Regions from separate parts of the Homo sapiens genome. Here region 1 is linked to region 2. Evidence: chromatin loops called from intact Hi-C (ENCODE). Cell type or tissue: psoas muscle. All regions are shown on one strand. Links, peaks and the distances in the headings refer to the core of each region. The heading gives the core; the rest is flanking DNA.

Evidence for each region. A loop is a pair of places that touch in the nucleus more often than their neighbours do. Peaks named below come from ENCODE experiments on the same cell type or tissue, not always from the same donor. Only the 100,000 strongest peaks of a DNase experiment are listed, where the experiment ranks them.
Region 1: a loop joins it to region 2, with 3 times the contacts of the local background. A loop is called at or near these places in 78 of 110 quality-filtered maps.

What each region holds. Positions count from the first base shown.
Region 1 is chr17:4,734,657-4,743,245 of GRCh38, forward strand. It overlaps CXCL16 (C-X-C motif chemokine ligand 16), which reads right to left and starts at 5,272. Exons shown (of 6, transcript NM_001386809.1): 1 at 4,605-5,272; 2 at 4,126-4,264; 3 at 3,752-3,834; 4 at 436-852. The coding sequence starts at 4,683. ZMYND15 (zinc finger MYND-type containing 15) reads left to right here and starts at 5,177. Exons shown (of 14, transcript NM_001136046.3): 1 at 5,177-5,394; 2 at 5,863-6,484; 3 at 6,926-7,160; 4 at 7,259-7,414; 5 at 7,675-7,835. The coding sequence starts at 5,893. RefSeq lists enhancers at 3,785-4,690, 4,691-5,595 and a silencer at 5,144-5,363. In psoas muscle, for the core only: no CTCF peak of the experiment used is centred there; DNase peaks (open chromatin) are centred at 4,705 and 4,925; H3K4me3 peaks cover 2,194 bases; H3K27me3 peaks cover 4,688 bases.
Region 2 is chr17:4,882,692-4,893,725 of GRCh38, forward strand. It overlaps MINK1 (misshapen like kinase 1), which reads left to right. Exons shown (of 32, transcript NM_153827.5): 5 at 1,672-1,782; 6 at 2,221-2,311; 7 at 2,792-2,922; 8 at 3,220-3,274; 9 at 3,429-3,507; 10 at 3,760-3,935; 11 at 4,419-4,488; 12 at 4,889-5,099; 13 at 6,956-7,072; 14 at 7,826-8,044; 15 at 8,260-8,433; 16 at 8,765-9,025; 17 at 9,458-9,543; 18 at 9,711-9,821; 3 more. It also overlaps the pseudogene RN7SL784P. Among named protein-coding and RNA genes, the nearest start is that of C17orf107, 11 kb to the right of the region's middle. In psoas muscle, for the core only: a CTCF peak has its summit at 6,571 (motif pointing left); DNase peaks (open chromatin) are centred at 6,540 and 10,350.

The DNA.
Region 1 (8,589 bases), core at 590-8,589, 150 kb before region 2:
AAAGGATAAAGAAATTGAGAGATGAGCTCTGAGATCAAGGACAGTGTTTGGGGGATGATAGCTTGAACTAGGGAATCAGATGAAGACATCAACACTATGACCTGGCCCACAGTAGGTGCTCAGTGAAAATTTGTGAATTGAATGACTGGCCCTCACCTCCCTCCACAGCTTCATCTCCCACTAGCTTGCTCTAGCCATCTTCTCCATGATGTTGCTCCAAGCACTAGTCCTTGTGCCTGTGGTGGCTTCCTTCCCTCTCCACTGTCTACAGTCCCCGACTGACTGTCCTCAGAGGGCCCAGAGTCAACCTTGTGCAGACAACCTTGATACTTGTGTGCCAAGGCCAGGTTTCCAGCCACCTGAGAGCCACTGGGTCAGGATGCCTGTCAGGAAGGCTCTGGGTCCCTGGGGGGAGGGTTCAAAGGTCCAGTTTACCTGGAGAGGACTGCGGTGACTGCCCCCTCCTCCTCTTGCACAGCACATAGGAAAGGGCTGCGGTGAGGATGAAGATGATGGCCAGGAGGCACAGGACTGGCACTGTGGCTGATGTCCTGGCTGTGGGACCAGCATTTTTTTCCGGCTGCTTCTGGTTCTCCCCAGCCTCAGGCCCAGCTGCCAGACTGTGGCCCGCAGTGTGAATGGTGGTTTCATTGGGACGAGTGAGCTCTTTGTCCGAGGACAGTGATCCTACTGGGAGGGTGGGGCGCTGAGTGGACTGCAAGGTGGACAGGAGCATCTGGGCAGGGGTGTGGATATCTGAAGATGCCCCCTCTGAGGCCTGAGAAATTGGGGGGCTGGTAGGAAGTAAATGCTTCTGGTGGGCCACAATCCCCGAGTAAGCATGTCCACATTCTGGAAAGGAAAGAAATGAGGAATCAGGACTATCAGGAGACAAGGTGAAAAAGCAGATAGAGGTGTAGGGGAGAAAAAGTAATATCTTTTCCTCACCCATCGCAAGGGTCAAGGCTGATACCCCTATAAATAAAAAACATTAACAAGAGAAAAGCCTAACATTTATTTAATCACAGTTTTACATGACATAGGAACCTTCAGAAACAAAGACCCGAGAAAAGTGCATTTTTATGCTTAGGCTTGCTGTGAAGAATGGACAGCTGTATAGACGTATGATTGGATTGGCCGGGCGCGGTGGTTCACGCCTGTAATCCCAGCACTTTGGGAGGCTGAGGTGGGTGGATCACCTGAGGTCGGGAGTTCGAGACCAGTCTGACCAACATGGAGAAACCCAGTCTCTACTAAAAATACAAAATTAGCCAGGCATGGTGTCATGTGCCTGTAATCCCAGCTACATGGGAGGCTGAGGCAGAATCGCCTGAACCCAGGAGGTGGAGGTTGCAGTGAGCCAAGATTGCACAACTGCATTCCAGCCTGGGCAACAAGAGCGAAACTCCATCTCAAAAAAAAAAAAGAAGTATGATTGGACAAAAAGGGTATGATCTAATGGCAATAAATGGGGGGTGGGGGACCAGCAAGGCCTGTCCAGATTCTTCTTGGCCTCCAAGTATAGGGCAGGACCCATCTGAAATGAGAGCCTATGACCTACTTCCACGTGAAGTTAGAGAATTCCTTTATGGCCAGCTCTCACAGAAAAACAGAGCAGAGTGAGCTACTTACTTCTGCTGTTTTCGTAATTACCAAGGTGCCATGTTTTGGAGTGTCATGTTCTGAGCTCCAACAGAGGGAAGAGTGAGTCAGGGAGGTTATCACGCTGAAGGCCAGAAGAGGAAGGCAGATGACAGACGGAAAAGGTAGGGGACAAGGAAGTGAGCGAACCACGAGACAAGTGGGTGTCATGAACTGGGAAATCAGAAGACCAGGGTTGGATTCCAAGCTCTGCTGTAAAGTAGCTGTGTAACCTCAAGTAGCTGTGTAACCTCACCCCTTGTCCCTAACCTCTCCGGAAGTGATATCTTCCAGCTGTAAAATGAGGATAATTGTAGTACCAAGGGCCAGGGTTCCTGGGAGGATGAAAGGAAATCATAGAGGTCTAGGCAGACTTAAAGGCAGTATGGATGACACAGATCCTACAAAACTTTAGCTAGGACATGGAAGAACCTTTTGTATTTTAATGGTTGTATATTTATTTTAAGAGAAAAATATAACCAATGCATCAAACTTGTGACTTCACAGATATTATTGCTTAGGATAATTTACTATTTAAGTTTTCTTTCTTTTTTTTTGTTGCCCAGGCTGGAGTGCAATGGCCTGATCTCGGCTCACTGCAACCTCCGCCTCCAGGTTCAAGTGATTCTCCTGCCTCAACCTCCTGAGTAGCTGGAATTACAGGCACATGCCACCATGCCTGGCTAATTTTGTATTTTTAGTAGAGATGGGGTTTTACCATGTTGGTCAGGCTGGTCTCAAACTCCTGACCTCAGGTGATCCACCGGCCTCAACCTCCCAAAGAGCTAGGATTACAGGAGTGAGCCACCGTCCTGGCCTCTACTTAAGTTTTCAAAACTAGTTTGTGCACACTTAAAAGTAATTCATTTCATTGTATGTAAATTTGAACTCAAAAGAAAAAAAAGCATTAAAATATTGAACTCTACTTAATATACATGCTGAAATGTCTTGGGATGAAGTGCAATGATGTCCACAATCTGCCTTGAAATGCATCAAGAGGCCGGGCACTGCGGTTCACACCTGTAATCCCAGCACTTTGGGAGGCTGAGGCAGGTGGATCACCTGAGGTCAGGAGTTTGAGACCAGCCTGACCAACACGGTGAAACCCCATCTCTACTAAAAAAATACAAAAATTAGCTGGGCATGGTGGCGGGCACCTGCAATCCCAGCTACTCGGAAGGCTGTGGCAGGAGAATTGCTTGAACCTGGGAGGCGGAGGCTGCAGTGAGCTGAGGGCACCATTGCACTCCAGCCTGGGCGACAGAGCAAGACTCCATTAAAAAAAAAAAAAAAAAAAAAAAAGAAATGCATCAAGAAATAAGGTGATGGATGATGGATAGAAGAATGAATAGATGGATACTTAATAAAGCAAATATCGTGTAATTGCTGTAAAATTGATAGTGTAAAATATATGTTTATGTAAATATGTAAAATATACATATATAAATAAAATTGTAGAATCTAGGTGGAGGCACTGGATATTCAGTGTGCCATTCTTTCAACTTTTGTATATGTGTAAATTTTCATAATAAAATATTGGAAAAGAAAAATAGGCCAGGTGTGGTGGCTCACGCCTGTAATCCTAGCACTTTTGGAGGCCGAGGCGGGTGGATCACAAGGCCAGGAGTTCGAGACCAGCCTGGCCAACATGGTGAAACCCTGTCTCTACTAAAAATACAAAAATTAGCCAGGCTTGGTGGTGCGCGCCTGTAATCCCAGCTACTCAGGAGGCTGAGGCAGGAGAATCTCTTGAACCTGGGAGGCAGAGGTTGCAGTGAGCCAAGATCGTGCCACTGCACTCCAGCCTGGGTGACAGAGTGAGACTCCATCTCAAAAAAATAAAATAAAATAGTACTTTGATTTCAAGAAAAATATTAATAAGTAGACAATAGCACACGTGGTAGAATGAATTGGCAAAACTCATGAAGGTGATGGTGAATGATCACCCCGTTTGGCAAACAGGGACTCGAGTCTAAGTACTTTGGACAGGATCAGAAGAAGGTTCTAGGAATGTGCGGCCCCAGGGGAAAAGGCTCAGGTAAAGAAAACTGTCAGGTGGAAGCTGCTAAGCCCTGGAGGCAGAGCCTGAAGAGCAGTGGAAAAGTCTCACCTTTGAGATCAAGACAGCTCATCAATTCCTGAACCCATGGGTCCTTGTTGCCCCCACACACGCTCCAGGAAAGGAGCTGGAACCTGCGGAGGAGAGACCTGGGCTTAGCTGCGGCGCCTTCTTTCCTTCCCCGGCTCCTTCCTCATTCCAGAGGCGTGAAGTTGCCACCAAGAAAGAGCCCTTTCTCCTGGGACTGGGAAACTCCCCAGTAGGTGAGACGGAGTCATGAAGTTTCGGGGAATGAGAGCAAACGGAACCCGGAGATGGGGCTCGGTGAGCCGGGAAGGAGTTCAGGCTGGACCAGAGAGGGTCCTGGAGGCACCTGCAAGGAGGGGCCGCCCAGGCGCTGCCCTCGCAGAGGCAGGTAAAATTACCTCGTGTAGTATAGACACCGATGGTAAGCTCTCAGGTGTTTCCGGAGACGATTCATGAACTGAACCGATGGCGGGGAGTCGGAAGAAATTCTTTTACCACAATAACAACTTCCAGTGACGCTGCCCTCGTTGCCATTGCCTGCGCGGGACGGAGGTGGTCGGCACCCATTCCCAGGCCCAGGGTCCCCACTCCGCTGTTCCCTGGCATCCAATCCACAGCCCCATGACAGCCTCTCGGTGGACCCAGGGTCAGAGCGCCAGGCTCAACCCACACATCATCACGCCCCCGACAACATCCATAATCCCGCCCGGAGCCAGGCGTCCCCGGGCCTCTGTCCCCAACCCCAGGCGGCTGGCTGGCTTTCCTCTTGTCCCCGCTGCCTTCATCCACTCAACTCCGTGGGCCTCGTGTCCCCTCCCCAACTCACCCCCTTCCCGTGACAGGGGAATCTGGGTCCCCTGCCCCGCCCCCGGCTAACCTGGCTGAGTCAGGTACACCAGCAGGAGCAGAAGCAGGAGCAGGAGCACGCGGGACCCGGGCCGCAAGTCCCGTCCCATCTCGGGGCTCCGCGGACTCTGCGGGGATGGAGCCACCTCGCTCTGACTCCCAGACATGCTCCGGCGCGTGACGTCCAGCTGGTGTCTCAATGGCTTTCGCCGGGGACCGGAGGAGACGGCGGCCGGAGAGGAGGCGCGAGCCAGCTGCACCCCCCGGCCCTGCTGTGCCCCGACCGTGCGCTCAGTACTCGGCCCGCGCCATGCCAGCCTCTGGACGCAGGGAAAGCCGAGGAGGTGGAGCTCCCGCGCCCTGCGCCCCCGCACTGGGCCCGGCTCCGTCGAGGGAAGGCCAGGAATCTTGGAAGAAACCGAAAGAAAACTCCGGCGGCGGGCGAGGAGGGGCGGGAGGACGACGGCCCGAGGAGCCGATTCGGTTCGGTTCAGGAGGCCGCCCGCCTGGCCCGTCCGCCGACCTGTGAGGCGGCTGCACTGCCGGACCGGCCCTCCTCCTCCGAGGCACTTTCACTTCCCCGATCCGGGCGCCGCGGGACCCAGCCGCGCTGCATGAGCCTCCCGGGCGGCCCGGTGGAGAGAGTCGCCGCCAGCCCCGGCCGCGCGCACCTGCGGGGCAGCCACCCGCGGACGCACCGAGCCCGGGGGGCGTGGCCGCCCGCTGAGCCGGCGAGGGCTCGGGCAGCCCTGACGTCACAACCGCACCCGCGCACCCTCCACCGCGAGGTATTTACCTTCGAAAAGTGGTGGCGGCTGCAGGTACCGGAGGAGTGGGGCGGCCGGGAGGGGCTAGGTCTACCGGGGCTGCCCGCCACGCAGATCCGAGCCCAGGGAACCCCCTCGCTCCCACTCCCATACCCCACAGACGCATCCAAAATGCTTCCCTCCCCACCAAACCGTTCCCGATAGGATTAGCCCTCTCTCCTCTCTAGCCTTAATTTAAACTCTGCTTTTGAGGGTGTGAACTCTCCAATTTTAAGCCCCAAATACCATCTCATCCCTGAGTAGTCTTCTCCAACCCTGGTCACCCACTTTCAAGTCCAGCCCCCATTTTCCTCCCTAAACTCCCATCCTCAGCCCTGAAAAATCCTCTTCTCCGCTCCTAGCATATCCACGGATCCAACCCTAAGTGACTCTCAAACCTACCCTCTCCCTCAATTTGTGACCCAGCCCCAAACTCCATCATTGCTCTCCTGTCCCTCACCATATATCCCTTCTTTTGCTCAGTCTGGGCCGGGGCCCTGTGCCGCTGAAGACATGGAGTTTGTGTCTGGATACCGGGATGAGTTCCTTGATTTCACTGCCCTTCTCTTCGGCTGGTTCCGAAAGTTTGTGGCAGAGCGTGGAGCTGTAGGGACTAGCCTTGAGGGCCGCTGCCGGCAGCTGGAGGCCCAGATCAGAAGGCTACCCCAGGACCCTGCCCTTTGGGTGCTCCATGTCCTGCCCAACCATAGTGTGGGCATCAGCCTGGGGCAAGGGGCAGAACCAGGTCCTGGACCAGGCCTGGGGACTGCCTGGCTCCTGGGAGACAACCCTCCACTCCACCTGCGAGACCTGAGCCCCTACATCAGCTTTGTCAGCCTAGAGGATGGGGAGGAAGGGGAGGAGGAAGAGGAGGAAGATGAAGAAGAAGAGAAGAGAGAGGACGGGGGTGCAGGCAGCACAGAGAAGGTGGAACCAGAGGAGGACCGGGAGCTAGCCCCTACCAGCAGGGAGTCCCCCCAGGAAACAAACCCTCCAGGAGAGTCAGAGGAGGCTGCCCGGGAGGCAGGAGGTGGCAAGGATGGCTGCCGAGAGGACAGGGTGGAGAACGAAACAAGACCCCAGAAGAGGAAGGGACAGAGGAGTGGTAAGAACCCAGGGCTGGCCCTGCCCTACCCCTTGCCCAGCCATCCTCCCTTCGGAAGCCCTCCCCTGCCACTAGTTCTGAGTGCTGGCCTTCAGGCCAATCTGGCCTGAAAAGGTGTTTTTATTGACCCACAGTGGGGTTTTTTTTTTTAATTTAATGTTTAAACATTGCAAGAAAAAAAGTATCCAGAAGTCTGGATTTACACATTCCCAAGAAAAATCTCAAGCTCTGACAGTGGGCCTACATTTCTGCATGGCAGCGCATTCTGGTCCTCTGTAGCAGCTGTCCCCTTTAGAAGGAGCGTGCCCTCTCTACCCAGAGCCCTTTACTCAGTGAGGTTACTTGCCTAGCCCCGTAGGTATTTGAGTTTGGTACTCCTGACCCTGACCACATTTGTCTCTCGCTGCCCCCTACCACCTCAACTTTTCCCTCTTTCCCCAGAGGCTGCCCCCCTGCACGTTTCCTGTCTCTTACTTGTGACGGATGAGCATGGCACCATCTTGGGCATTGATCTGCTAGTGGATGGAGCCCAGGGAACCGCAAGCTGGGGCTCAGGGACCAAGGACCTGGCTCCTTGGGCCTATGCTCTCCTCTGTCACAGCATGGCCTGTCCCATGGGCTCTGGGGATCCCCGAAAGCCCCGACAGCTTACTGTGGGAGATGCCCGGCTGCATCGGTATAGAAATCTGGTATCTGAGGCTGGGGAGGACTCGGGCCCTGGATTCCCAAGCACCTCCTCCAGCCTGATGCCATCTCCCCCCCAACTGCATTTAGAGAGCTGGAGAGCTTGGTCCCAAGGCTAGGTGTGAAGTTAGCCAAAACCCCAATGCGGACATGGGGTCCCCGGCCAGGCTTCACCTTTGCTTCCCTTCGTGCTCGAACCTGCCATGTGTGTCACAGGCACAGCTTTGAAGCGAAGCTGACACCTTGGTGAGCAGCCCCAAAGCTGGGGGAGAGGAAGACCCCAATAGGCAAATAGAAGGAAGGCAGGGTGGTGGGGGGCGCCTAGCAGACAGAAGGAGAGGCAGGGACATGAGAAGATGCAGAGGAAACAATACAGACTGTTACAGGCGGTTAGAGGGTGTAAGACAAACAGACCGAGTGACATATGGGCAGCTGCTGGGCAGTTGAACAGCAGACAGGACCTACAGAGGTTAACACTAGGTGCCCACCACCCGCTGTGTCCCCAGCCCCCAGTGTAGTGCTGTCTTGTATTGTGGAGAGGCTTGTCTCCGGGCTGACTGGCAGCGGTGCCCAGATGATGTGAGTCACCGATTTTGGTGCCCAAGGCTTGCAGCCTTCATGGAGCGGGCAGGAGAACTGGCAACCCTGCCTTTTACCTACACCGCAGGTACCATAAGGAGGTCAGAATGGTTGGGGGAAACTGGGACCAGGTCTTTGAGACTGGGAATTAGATGTCTGGGAACAGGGTCCTGCAGTTGAAGGCTGAGTGTCTGGGGCTAGAGCCTAGATCCCTGGAACAAGGGCAGGGGCTGGGTGTTTGGGGCTGGAGACAGGGTCTCTGAAGCCGAGGCCTGAGTGTCTGGGTCCCTGAGAGCGTGCAGGGATTGGGGGACAGGGATTCAAACACTTACTTGCTTCCCAGCTCCACCACTAACTGCAGTGTGACCTTAAACAAACCACTTTACTTCTTGAAGCTTCCGTGTCCTCATGAGGGATACGGAGAAGGCCCATGGAATTGTTACAAGGATTATCTTGGCTTGGTGCCTGGTACGCTGGAGGCACTCAGAAATGGTAGTTCCCGGCCTGACTGGAACCAGACTTAGAACCAGGGTCCTCGCGGGAGGCTAGGGAGAGTTCAAGGCTGGGGTTCTAGGCCGGGCAATGGTTCACACCCGTAATCCCAGCACTTTGGGAGGCCAACTTGAGCCCAGGAATTTGAGATCAGCCTGGGCAACATAGACTCTGTCTCTACAAAAAATAGAAAAAATTAGTCAGGCATGGTGCACTCGCTTGTGGTCACAATTCTCGGGAGACTGAGGTGGGAGAATCGTTTGAGTCCAAGAGGTCGAGGCTGTAGTGTCCCGTGATCACGCCACTGCACTCTAGCTTGGGTGATAGAGCAAGACTCTGTCTCAAAAAAA
Region 2 (11,034 bases), core at 3,004-11,003:
AATAGTCAGTACGTAAACGAATGAGTGTGGCTATAACCCCAGCACCCTCACTGCGGTCACTCACGTTTCAATGTTTTACACTTTCACATGTCATTTAGGATTCCTTTTTTTGTTTTTTCCCGCAACCATTTAAAAATGTAAAACCCAGGCCAGACGCAATGGCTCAAGCCTGTAATCCCAGCACTTCGGGAGGCTGGGGCAGGAGGATCACCTGAGGTCAGGAGTTCAAGACCAGCCTGGCCAACACGGTGACACCTCGTCTCTACTGAAAATACAAAAATTAGCCGGGCGTGGTGGCATGCGCCTGTAATCCCAGCTACTTGGGAGGCTGAGGCAGGAGAATCGCTTGAACCTGGGAGGCGGAGGTTGCAGTGAGCTGAGATCGCGCCACTGCACTCCACTCTGGGCGACAGAGTAAGACCCTGTCTCAAAAAAAAAAAAAAAGTGAAAACCATTCTTGACTTGCTGACCATATAGAAGCAGGCCTTGGGCCAGCCCTGATCCAAAGCAGAAGTTCCTTTTTTTTTTTTTGAGACAGAGTCTTGCTCTGTCACTCAGGCTGGAGTGCAGCGGCGCGATCTCGGCTCACTGCAACCTCTGCCTCCCAGGTTCAAGCGATTCTCCTGTGTCAGCATCCTGAGTAGCTGGGATTACAGGTGCCCACCACCACGCCCGGCTAATTTTTTGTATTTTTAGTAGAGATGGGGTTTCACCATGTTAGCCAGGATGGTCTCGAATTCCTGACCTCATGATCCGCCCGCCTTGGCCTCCCAAAGTGCTAGGATTACAGGCATGAGCCACTGAGCCCGGCCCAAAGCAGTAGTATTTTGTTTTGGGTTTTTTGTTTGTTTGTTTTTTGAGACAGAGTCTCACTCTGTCACCCAGGCTGGAGTTCAGTGGCGCAATCTCAGCTCACTGCAAGCTCCGCCTTCCGGGTTCACGCCGTTCTCCTGCCTCAGCCTCCCAAGTAGCTGGGACTACAGGAGCCCGCCACCACGCCCGGCTACTTTTTTTTTTTTTTTTTTTTTAGTAGAGACAGGGTTTCACCGTGTTATCCAGGATGGTCTTGAACTCCTGACCTTGTGATCCACCCACCTCGGCCTCCCAAAATGCTGGGATTACAGGAGTGAGCCTCCGCGCCCAGCCATAAAGCAGTAGTTCTTAACCGCTGTAGGGTTTGGAATCCCAATGAGAATCTGATGAAAGTACTAGACCCTTCCTCAGGGAAAATGCATATACCTGCATCATTTTGTTTACAGTTTCAGGGATTCCTTGGACTCCTACTCTAAACCCAGCCCCACCCTGCCAGTTCTTTTCCATCTGTATTCCTTCTCCTCTTTTTTTTTTTTTTTTTTGAGACGGAGTCTTGCTCACCATGTTGGCCAGGCTGGTCTTGAACTCCTGACCTCAGGTGATCCGCCTGCCTCAGCCTCCCAAAGTGCTGGGATTACAGGCATGAGCCACCGCACCCAGCCTTTTTCCCTCTCTGTCTTGACTTGAGGAAATCCTGTGGCCTTTGTGAGGCTTCTGTGGCCCTTGCTCTCTAGCTCATACCAGTTCTAACCCCAAGGTCTCTTATCCTCCTCCAGGAGTCTAGCAGGGGATTGGGGCAGGGGTGGGAGGGCTTGTCTGACTGATACTTTTCCTTTCGGTACCTTCCTGGGATCCTAGCTGGTGATGGAGTTCTGTGGTGCTGGTTCAGTGACTGACCTGGTAAAGAACACAAAAGGCAACGCCCTGAAGGAGGACTGTATCGCCTATATCTGCAGGGAGATCCTCAGGGTGAGCTCAAGGCCCCTCCCCTTGTCTTCTCCTCCGCTACCCTGGCTGGAGTTTCTCCATGAGCAAAGATCCTCCCTGCGCTGGGAGGAGACATCACTGCCCTCTTTAGGGAGCAGCAGGCCTGATGCGGGTGGGATGTGGAAGCAGGGTCCACACCTTGGGAAGTCTCAGGCTGTTGGAGGAGACAAGCTCCTGTTTCCAAGCTCTGCCGCTTCTCCACCTGTAACCCTGCAACTGCTGGGAATTCACCTGGAGCCACCTCTCTGAGGAAGCTCTCCAGGACAGCTCAGCTTGCTTGGGCTCCTGGTGGAGAAGGTCTGCTCCTTCAGCCCAGCCCTGTCCAGACTGACTGCTCCTTGTCCCCTCAACTCACTCCCCACTTACTCTTTCCTACCCCATCCAACACCATGGCTAATTTTCCCTGCTCTCCTGTCCCAGGGTCTGGCCCATCTCCATGCCCACAAGGTGATCCATCGAGACATCAAGGGGCAGAATGTGCTGCTGACAGAGAATGCTGAGGTCAAGCTAGGTGCGCCGGCTCCTTCTGAGGCTGACGAGGACCTTTCACCTCCAGAACAGAGAATGAGGGGCCCCTTTTTCTCTCTGGTGGCTCAGGCCCAACTCCCTTCCTACTGGGGAGGCTCACTCCCTCCCCTTTCCCCTCTCCCCCTGGAATGCCCTGCCTCCTGCTGAAAATCCCTCAGGAAGCTCTTCACCTGTCACCTGTTACGGGCCAGGTGCTCTGCAGGTTGCTCTGGGGAGATGGGATCTGATGGCCCTCCTGCCTGGGATGCTGTCCGTGATCCTTTTACCTGGGTTTTTCTCTAAGATGCTGGAAGATGGAATCGGGTTCTTCAGGATGGTGGTGGGGTAAAGGAGGGTGCTGGGGTGTCTGGGTCGGGCCAGGACCACAGCTGGCTCAGGCAAGTCCTGTGTGTGCACGCAGGGATGTGAGGCAAGGGAGCAGAGGTGACTCCCCACACTGACCCCTCCCTCTGTGTCTTCACAGTGGATTTTGGGGTGAGTGCTCAGCTGGACCGCACCGTGGGCAGACGGAACACTTTCATTGGGACTCCCTACTGGATGGCTCCAGAGGTCATCGCCTGTGATGAGAACCCTGATGCCACCTATGATTACAGGGTATGGAGTGGAAAGTTGGGAGCATGGGGGCTGCCAAGGGCGGGAAGCAATATGGGGACCACGGGGCCTGAGCAGGCTGGGGAACAGAGGAAGGTCAGATGATGTTAGCAGTGAGGGGCTGGGGAACATCTTACGGCAAGGCAAGTGTGGGTGGGAAGATGGGATGGGTTGGAAGGCACTGCTGCAGGAATGGGTGTGGCCCAGGAAGGCTCCTGAGAGGCCAGGATGGTGGGTGAAGAGAGGTTGCAGGGCAGAGTTGTCAGGAATATTCACTTGTTCCTTCTTTCCCGTCTATAGAGTGATATTTGGTCTCTAGGAATCACAGCCATCGAGATGGCAGAGGGAGCCCCCCGTAAGTTCTGAGTCTGCCGGGAGTGGGAGGGGAGGGAAAGGAAGGGCCCAGAGAGTGGCTGTAGGGAGGAGGTGGGTCCTGGGACCCTGCCGAGGAAGGGTCCTGTAGCTCCCAGTGCAGTGAAAGGGACTGAGGGTGTCTCCTCTGTGTCCAGCTCTGTGTGACATGCACCCCATGCGAGCCCTCTTCCTCATTCCTCGGAACCCTCCGCCCAGGCTCAAGTCCAAGAAGTGGTAGGTCTCTGAGAGTGTGGGCTCTGGGAAGGAAGGTCCCTGGACAAGGCCATCCCCACCTTCATGCCCTCTGTGCTCAGGCTTGGATCTCACCAGAGAAGAGATTCTGGGGGGCAGAGGGCGGTGACTGGTGTTGGGATATGAAGACAGGAGGGACGTCAAGGTGGCTTGTGGATGAATGATCCACCCTCTTCCTCCTGCACCCATCCCTTCTGAGGGGACCCTCCCAGTGTGAGCCACCACTGTTTCCAGGTCTAAGAAGTTCATTGACTTCATTGACACATGTCTCATCAAGACTTACCTGAGCCGCCCACCCACGGAGCAGCTACTGAAGTTTCCCTTCATCCGGGACCAGCCCACGGAGCGGCAGGTCCGCATCCAGCTTAAGGACCACATTGACCGATCCCGGAAGAAGCGGGGTGAGAAAGGTCAGTGGGCAGGCTGGAGGGGGCAGGTACTAGGGGACACTCCAGCCTGGCTCCTCTCTGCCAGCCCTGCTCGCTCCTGGCACCCCTTCCTGCTCCCCTCCTTGGCCCCAGCTCTCCCTGTCCAAGGAGATCGTTCTCAAACTTGCAACCCCCAAGGGGTTTTCCCTCCTTTCCCTCCCAGTCTGAATCAGCCTTCCAAAGGAGGACCGGCCTTTCGCATCCTTACAAAAACTCCATGCTAAGCACATGTGTGTGCGAGCACAAGCACAGGCTCTGCCACACCTCAGCTGCCCTGGGACCCAGTCCCGGTCCTGTCCAGGCCCACACCTGAGACCCGCTGTCCTCCCATTGCCCCCAGGAAGTGGGTGGGGCCCCTCATGCTTGCCCAGCCAGAGAGACCTGGTTATCCCCACCCAAGGTTTCCCTAGCCCACGGCGGGTCTGGGGCGCTGGGTGAGATAACTGCAGTGGCCTCCCCCTGCAGAGGAGACAGAATATGAGTACAGCGGCAGCGAGGAGGAAGATGACAGCCATGGAGAGGAAGGAGAGCCAAGGTAGGCCTGGCAGGTGGAGTGGGGGTTGGGGCGGTCATCGCTGAGTGGGGGGACTACAGTGGTGCTTGGCTTTGGGGACTCTCAGCCTGGGGGTGGTGGGCACAGAGAGGTAGAGACTCCTGGAAACCAAATTTCTGAGTGCTAAGAAGTGGAACCAATGACTGAGCAAGAGCTGGGGAGAGAGCAATTTGTGGTGAATGTGGGGCGCAGCAGTAATAGGAAAGGAGGACAGGACTGAAGACTGGGCAGAAGGGGACGGTAAGTCTCCTGGCCACCTGGGAGTGGCCAGAGGCAGAGGCTTTGATCCAGTTAAAGCACCCACTCAGGCGGGCCCACGGGGTTGAGAGTGGGAACCAACAGGGTTCTGACCCCAGTGCTTCTTTGTGCCACCCCTGCCCAGCTCCATCATGAACGTGCCTGGAGAGTCGACTCTACGCCGGGAGTTTCTCCGGCTCCAGCAGGAAAATAAGAGCAACTCAGAGGCTTTAAAACAGCAGCAGCAGCTGCAGCAGCAGCAGCAGCGAGACCCCGAGGCACACATCAAACACCTGCTGCACCAGCGGCAGCGGCGCATAGAGGAGCAGAAGGAGGAGCGGCGCCGCGTGGAGGAGGTGGGCTGTCTCCGAAGGGCCCAGGCCTGGCGCGGCCTCCTCCTGACCTGCCCCGGGTCCATTAGGGCCTTGGAGAACAGGTTTTAAAATGCCTTAAATGAATGGCATTTCTGTTGAAACAATTATATGATTTCAAATTTCATGATGAGCTGGACTTAACACAAAATGTAATCCCATCACTTTGGGAGGCTGAGGTGGGTAGATCACCTGAGGTCAGGAGTTTGAGACCAGCCTGGCCAACATGGTGAAACCCCATCTCTACTAATAATACAAAAATTAGCCAGGTGTGGTGGCGCATGCCTGTAATCCCAGCTACTCCGGAGGCTGAGGCAGGAGAATTGCTTGAACCCGGGAGGCGGAGGTTGCAGTGAGCAGAGATCACACCACTGCACTCCAGCCTGGGTGACAGAGCAAGACTCCGTCTCTAATAATAATAAGCAATAACCCGCAGCACCCACACTGTCCACCTGCTACCTCCAAAGTAGGCCCTCTCATTGTTGAACAAAAAATAATTTGCAAGAAAACCTGCTACAGAAGAGCCTTGTGCAGTTTTGAAAATATAGGCCAGGTGAGGTGGCTCACGCCTGTAATCCCAGCACTTTGGGAGTCGGAGGATGGGGGCGGATCGTGAGATCAGGAGTTCGAGACCAGCCTGTCTAATATGGTGAAACCCCATCTCTACTAAAAATACACAAATTAGCCAGGCGTGGTGGTGCACGCGCCTATAGTTCCAGCTACTTAGGAGGCTGAGGCAGGAGAATCGCTTGAACCTGGGAGGTGGAAGTTGTAGTGAGCTGAGATCACGCCACTGGCCTGGGGAACAGAGCAAGACTCCGTCTCCAAAAAATAAAAAAATAAAATAAATATAGCGTTCAGATAGTATAGTAACAAAGTCCTATCTTTTTTTTTTTTTTTTTTTTGAGATGGAGTTTTGCTCTTGTTGCCCAGGGTGACGAGTGCAGTGGCGCACTCTAGGCTCACCGCAAAACCTCCGTCTCCCAGGTTCAAGTGATTCTCCTGCCTCAGCCTCCTGAGGAGCTGGGATTACAGGAATGCGCCACCACGCCCGGCTAATTTTGTATTTTTTTCAGTAGAGACAGGGTTTCTGCATGTTGGTCAGGCTGGTCTCGAACTCCCGACCTCAGGTGATCCACCTGCCTCGGCCTCCCAAAGTGCTGGGATTACAGGTGTGAGCCACCGCGCCCAGCCACAGAGTCCTATCTAACAAGGTGTTACCTGGAGAAGGCCTGCTGGCAACTTCATTGCAGAAGTAGGCACAAGTTCCCTCAAGTGTAAGGGTCCCTCAGGGTTTGTGCTTTTGTTGGTGGTGGTGGTGGTAGACTTCGTGAAAGCCACCACAGAAATACCGTGAAAGTAAAGTACCACCTGGGCACTGGTGCTTGTCAAGGAGTGGGCCAGGTCCCTCTTTTCTGTGCTTTCTGTGCACGGGCACCTGGTGCCCTCTTGTGGCCAAAGGCTATCACTACGACCCGCTCTATATGGACTTCAGGCAAAGGTCGATTTTAGGCTAGGAGTGCTGGGGAGGCTTGTTTTGAGTTCGGCTTTGGTTTGTTGTTTGGTGGGGTGTGGGGAGTGGAAGGTGTTGTCTAGCTAAGCCCACCCCACAGGCAGCAGTCAGTCTCACAGCCTCTCTCGTCACAGCTACCGGCTGTTTACCCGAGCCCAGCCCCGCGGGCCCTTGGGTGGGGATGGGTATAGTTGCAGAAACAAGCGGAAGCCGGTCTCTCTTACCACCCTCCGTGGTGAGCAAGGAGGGCTCCCCTCCCTGTCCATGGAGGGGCAGTGCTGACGCGATGTCCGGTATGGTTCTTAAGACCACCTGGCTCTCCCCACAGCAACAGCGGCGGGAGCGGGAGCAGCGGAAGCTGCAGGAGAAGGAGCAGCAGCGGCGGCTGGAGGACATGCAGGCTCTGCGGCGGGAGGAGGAGCGGCGGCAGGCGGAGCGCGAGCAGGTAGAGCGCCGCACCCGCATCCCTGCCCTCCCGCCCTCCCGCTCCTGCTGCCTGCCGCCCCTGCTCCCCGTGCCCTTCCCCCTTCTCTCCCCCACCCCCAGATTCCTCCTATCTTTTCTAGCTTCACTCTTTCTCTCTGTTTTCTCCCACCCTTCAACCCCAACCCTGACCCCCTCCCTCTTCCTTCCCTGCCTCATTCCCATCTCTTTACCCCATCCCTGACTCCCCGACCCCTTCCTCATCCCCCCTCATTCCCTGTGCCCTCTTCTTCCCCATCTGTGCCGCATGGCCCCCTGGGGCTCATGTCATCCCCTCCCCTACCTCTCTCTTACTCTTCCCCTGCACCCCCTCATTCTCCTGCGGATCCCTTCCTCCTTCTCCAACTCGCTGCTGCTGCCCTCCTCTGCCTCTTCCTCCTTCCCTGCCCTCTGCCCCCCACCCCACACCCCGTCCCCCAGGAATATATTCGTCACAGGCTAGAGGAGGAGCAGCGACAGCTCGAGATCCTTCAGCAACAGCTGCTCCAGGAACAGGCCCTGCTGCTGGTAACGGGTCCCTCAGCGTCCTCTGGGAAGATGCTTTTCAGAGCTTCTTTGCTGGAACGGGATGGGAACACTTCAAGGGAAGGGATTCACCCAGGACATCAAGGGAATACATCTCCTCTCTAGGCAGTTGGAGAAAAGAGAGGGCATGCCTGCTCTAACTCCCAGGGCCACACCCTGCTGAGCCCTCTCTCCCTACCCTTGGGCCCAGGAATACAAGCGGAAGCAGCTGGAGGAGCAGCGGCAGTCAGAACGTCTCCAGAGGCAGCTGCAGCAGGAGCATGCCTACCTCAAGTCCCTGCAGCAGCAGCAACAGCAGCAGCAGCTTCAGAAACAGCAGCAGCAGCAGCTCCTGCCTGGGGACAGGAAGCCCCTGTACCATTATGGTCGGGGCATGAATCCCGCTGACAAACCAGCCTGGGCCCGAGAGGTACTCACTGCCTCCTTTGCCTCCTGAGACTGCAGTCCCACTGCCTGAGGCCTGGAGAGCCACAAGAAGTAGTAGTTCACAGTAGCAGGCACCAAGTAGGGGAAAGGAGCACACAGCACAGAGCATAGGGCGGGAGTAGTTAGGGCAGGTGGGACCCTCAGTTTTGAGAACAGGGAGGCAAGAGCTGGCCTGCTTGACATCCCTTCACATCACAGGTAGAAGAGAGAACAAGGATGAACAAGCAGCAGAACTCTCCCTTGGCCAAGAGCAAGCCAGGCAGCACGGGGCCTGAGCCCCCCATCCCCCAGGCCTCCCCAGGGCCCCCAGGACCCCTTTCCCAGACTCCTCCTATGCAGAGGCCGGTGGAGCCCCAGGAGGGACCGCACAAGGTGAGTCTCTCCCCACCCCTGTCTTAATGAAGACACAGGGAGCTTTGTTCAGAGCACAGGTACACACACACGCGCGCACACACACACACACACACACACACCTGCTCAGCCGTGAGCCAGGATTACAGAGCACAGGCTTTGTGGACAGACTCACTCACCTGCTTCTTGCTGCCTGTGTCTGTCCTGACTTAGCTGTCATCAGGCTCAAGGAACCCCTTGTCCTTCAATGGAGGAAGGGGCAGCTAAAGTCCTTTCCCACCCCAGACCCCAATTCGCAGGTGGGGATGTGCCATGGAGCAGGCAGCCCACCCTCCCTGGTCTCTCCCTGCAGAGCCTGGTGGCACACCGGGTCCCACTGAAGCCATATGCAGCACCTGTACCCCGATCCCAGTCCCTGCAGGACCAGCCCACCCGAAACCTGGCTGCCTTCCCAGCCTCCCATGACCCCGACCCTGCCATCCCCGCACCCACTGCCACGCCCAGTGCCCGAGGAGCTGTCATCCGCCAGAATTCAGACCCCACCTCTGAAGGACCTGGCCCCAGCCCGAATCCCCCAGCCTGGGTCCGCCCAGATAACGAGGCCCCACCCAAGGTAAGGACAGTTCTGCAGGCCCAGGGAAAAGCAGAGAGCTAGTCATGAAGAGAAGGAGGGCAGTGAAGGGGCAGGCCACATGGAGGAAGAGTGCAGGGCGGGAAGCGAGAGAAAGCCAGGGCGCTGCCCTGCCGGGGTCAGCCGTCCAGCTGAGGACGCGACGTGGAGGGGTGGCATCGATCCCTGTGGGGAGCGTGGGAACGGAGAAACGCCCAGGGTGTTTTGGGAGCGCTAAGGGGCAGACTTTGCCAGTTAGAACCGCAGCTCCACCATCATCCGGCTTCATAACCCTGGACGTATTCACTAACTCCCCTGAACCTCAGTTTTCTCATCCATCAAAGTGGGGGAGCTCACCTCTCAGAGGTGAGGCTTAAACATCTGAGAAGTGCCTGTCGCAGCGCCAGCTCGCAGCACGTGGACTTCTCTCCACAGGTGCCTCAGAGGACCTCATCTATCGCCACTGCCCTTAACACCAGTGGGGCCGGAGGGTCCCGGCCAGCCCAGGCAGTCCGTGCCAGGTAATGCCTGGGTAGGGCAACGCCTGGGTGAGGTCTGAGGGCAGCCTAGGGAGTAGGGGGGGCACAGGGACTTTACCAGCCTACCCGCCTGGGGGTGGGAAAGCCCCAGCCCCATCACCTCAGCGCCCCCCCGCCGCCCCCTCGGCACCCCTGTGCTCCCTTCACAGACCTCGCAGCAACTCCGCCTGGCAAATCTATCTGCAAAGGCGGGCAGAGCGGGGCACCCCAAAGCCTCCAGGGCCCCCTGCTCAGCCCCCTGGCCCGCCCAACGCCTCTAGGTAATAGAGTTGTCCCCCAACTCACTCTCACCTCTCACTTCTGCCACCCGCTTCCCTGGTGATGGCTCCCTCTGCAGTGCAGCTCAGCACCCCAGAGAAGGGAGCACCGTGCCTCCCTGACCCTGACTCTGCCCCCCCAACAGTAACCCCGACCTCAGGAGGAGCGACCCTGGCTGGGAACGCTCGGACAGCGTCCTTCCAGCCTCTCACGGGCACCTCCCCCAGGCTGGCTCACTGGAGCGGAACCGCGTGGGAGGTATGTGAGCCAGGGCTGGGCAGCCTGCTCTGGGCCTGGGGGCTTATCACCATGGACCCTGCCTTTGGTGGCTTTGGACTGGGGCACCCACACGGACAGGGAGGACCTGTGTGGGTATGGAACTTGGGGCTGAGTTCTGGGGCTCAGGGTGTGGGCTTGAGGCCATCCCTTGTTCAGGCATCAGTGACCTTCTTCCACCCTGCCGTCCAGTCTCCTCCAAACCGGACAGCTCCCCTGTGCTCTCCCCTGGGAATAAAGCCAAGCCCGACGACCACCGCTCACGGCCAGGCCGGCCCGCAGTGAGTCACCTGGTGGCAGGCATGGCCTGCCTCATCCTGGTTTGGGGCTTAGCCTCAGGGTGCTGGGTGTCAGGGGTGGGGTCTCCGCTGATCTACCGAGAAGGGCTGTGGGGATGGAGGGACTGGTGCTTCTCATGGTGCTAACCTTTCCTAACCTCTCTCCTAACCTCTCTCCTAACCTCTCTTCTGGCTCTTTCTTCCCCTGCGGCCCCTCCCAGAGCTATAAGCGAGCAATTGGTGAGGTTAGTGAGATGGGCCTGCTTGTGGGAGCCCCTCCTGTCGCCCTGCTGGGGTGTCCCGGCACCCTTTGTCTACCTCCACCCAGGCCCAGCTTCTCCCTGCCCCTCACGTGGCTCCTCCCTGCAGGACTTTGTGTTGCTGAAAGAGCGGACTCTGGACGAGGCCCCTCGGCCTCCCAAGAAGGCCATGGACTACTCGTCGTCCAGCGAGGAGGTGGAAAGCAGTGAGGACGACGAGGAGGAAGGCGAAGGCGGGCCAGCAGAGGGGAGCAGAGATACCCCTGGGGGCCGGTACGGCATCGGGAGTGGGGCCCTCCCACTCCAAGGCACAGGGAGGGAGGGGAAGTGGCAGTGGGGAAGAGGTGGGGCTTTGGGGCAAGTCTGAGGGAGAGCGGCTCCCTTCTCTAGAGAGTGGGGTG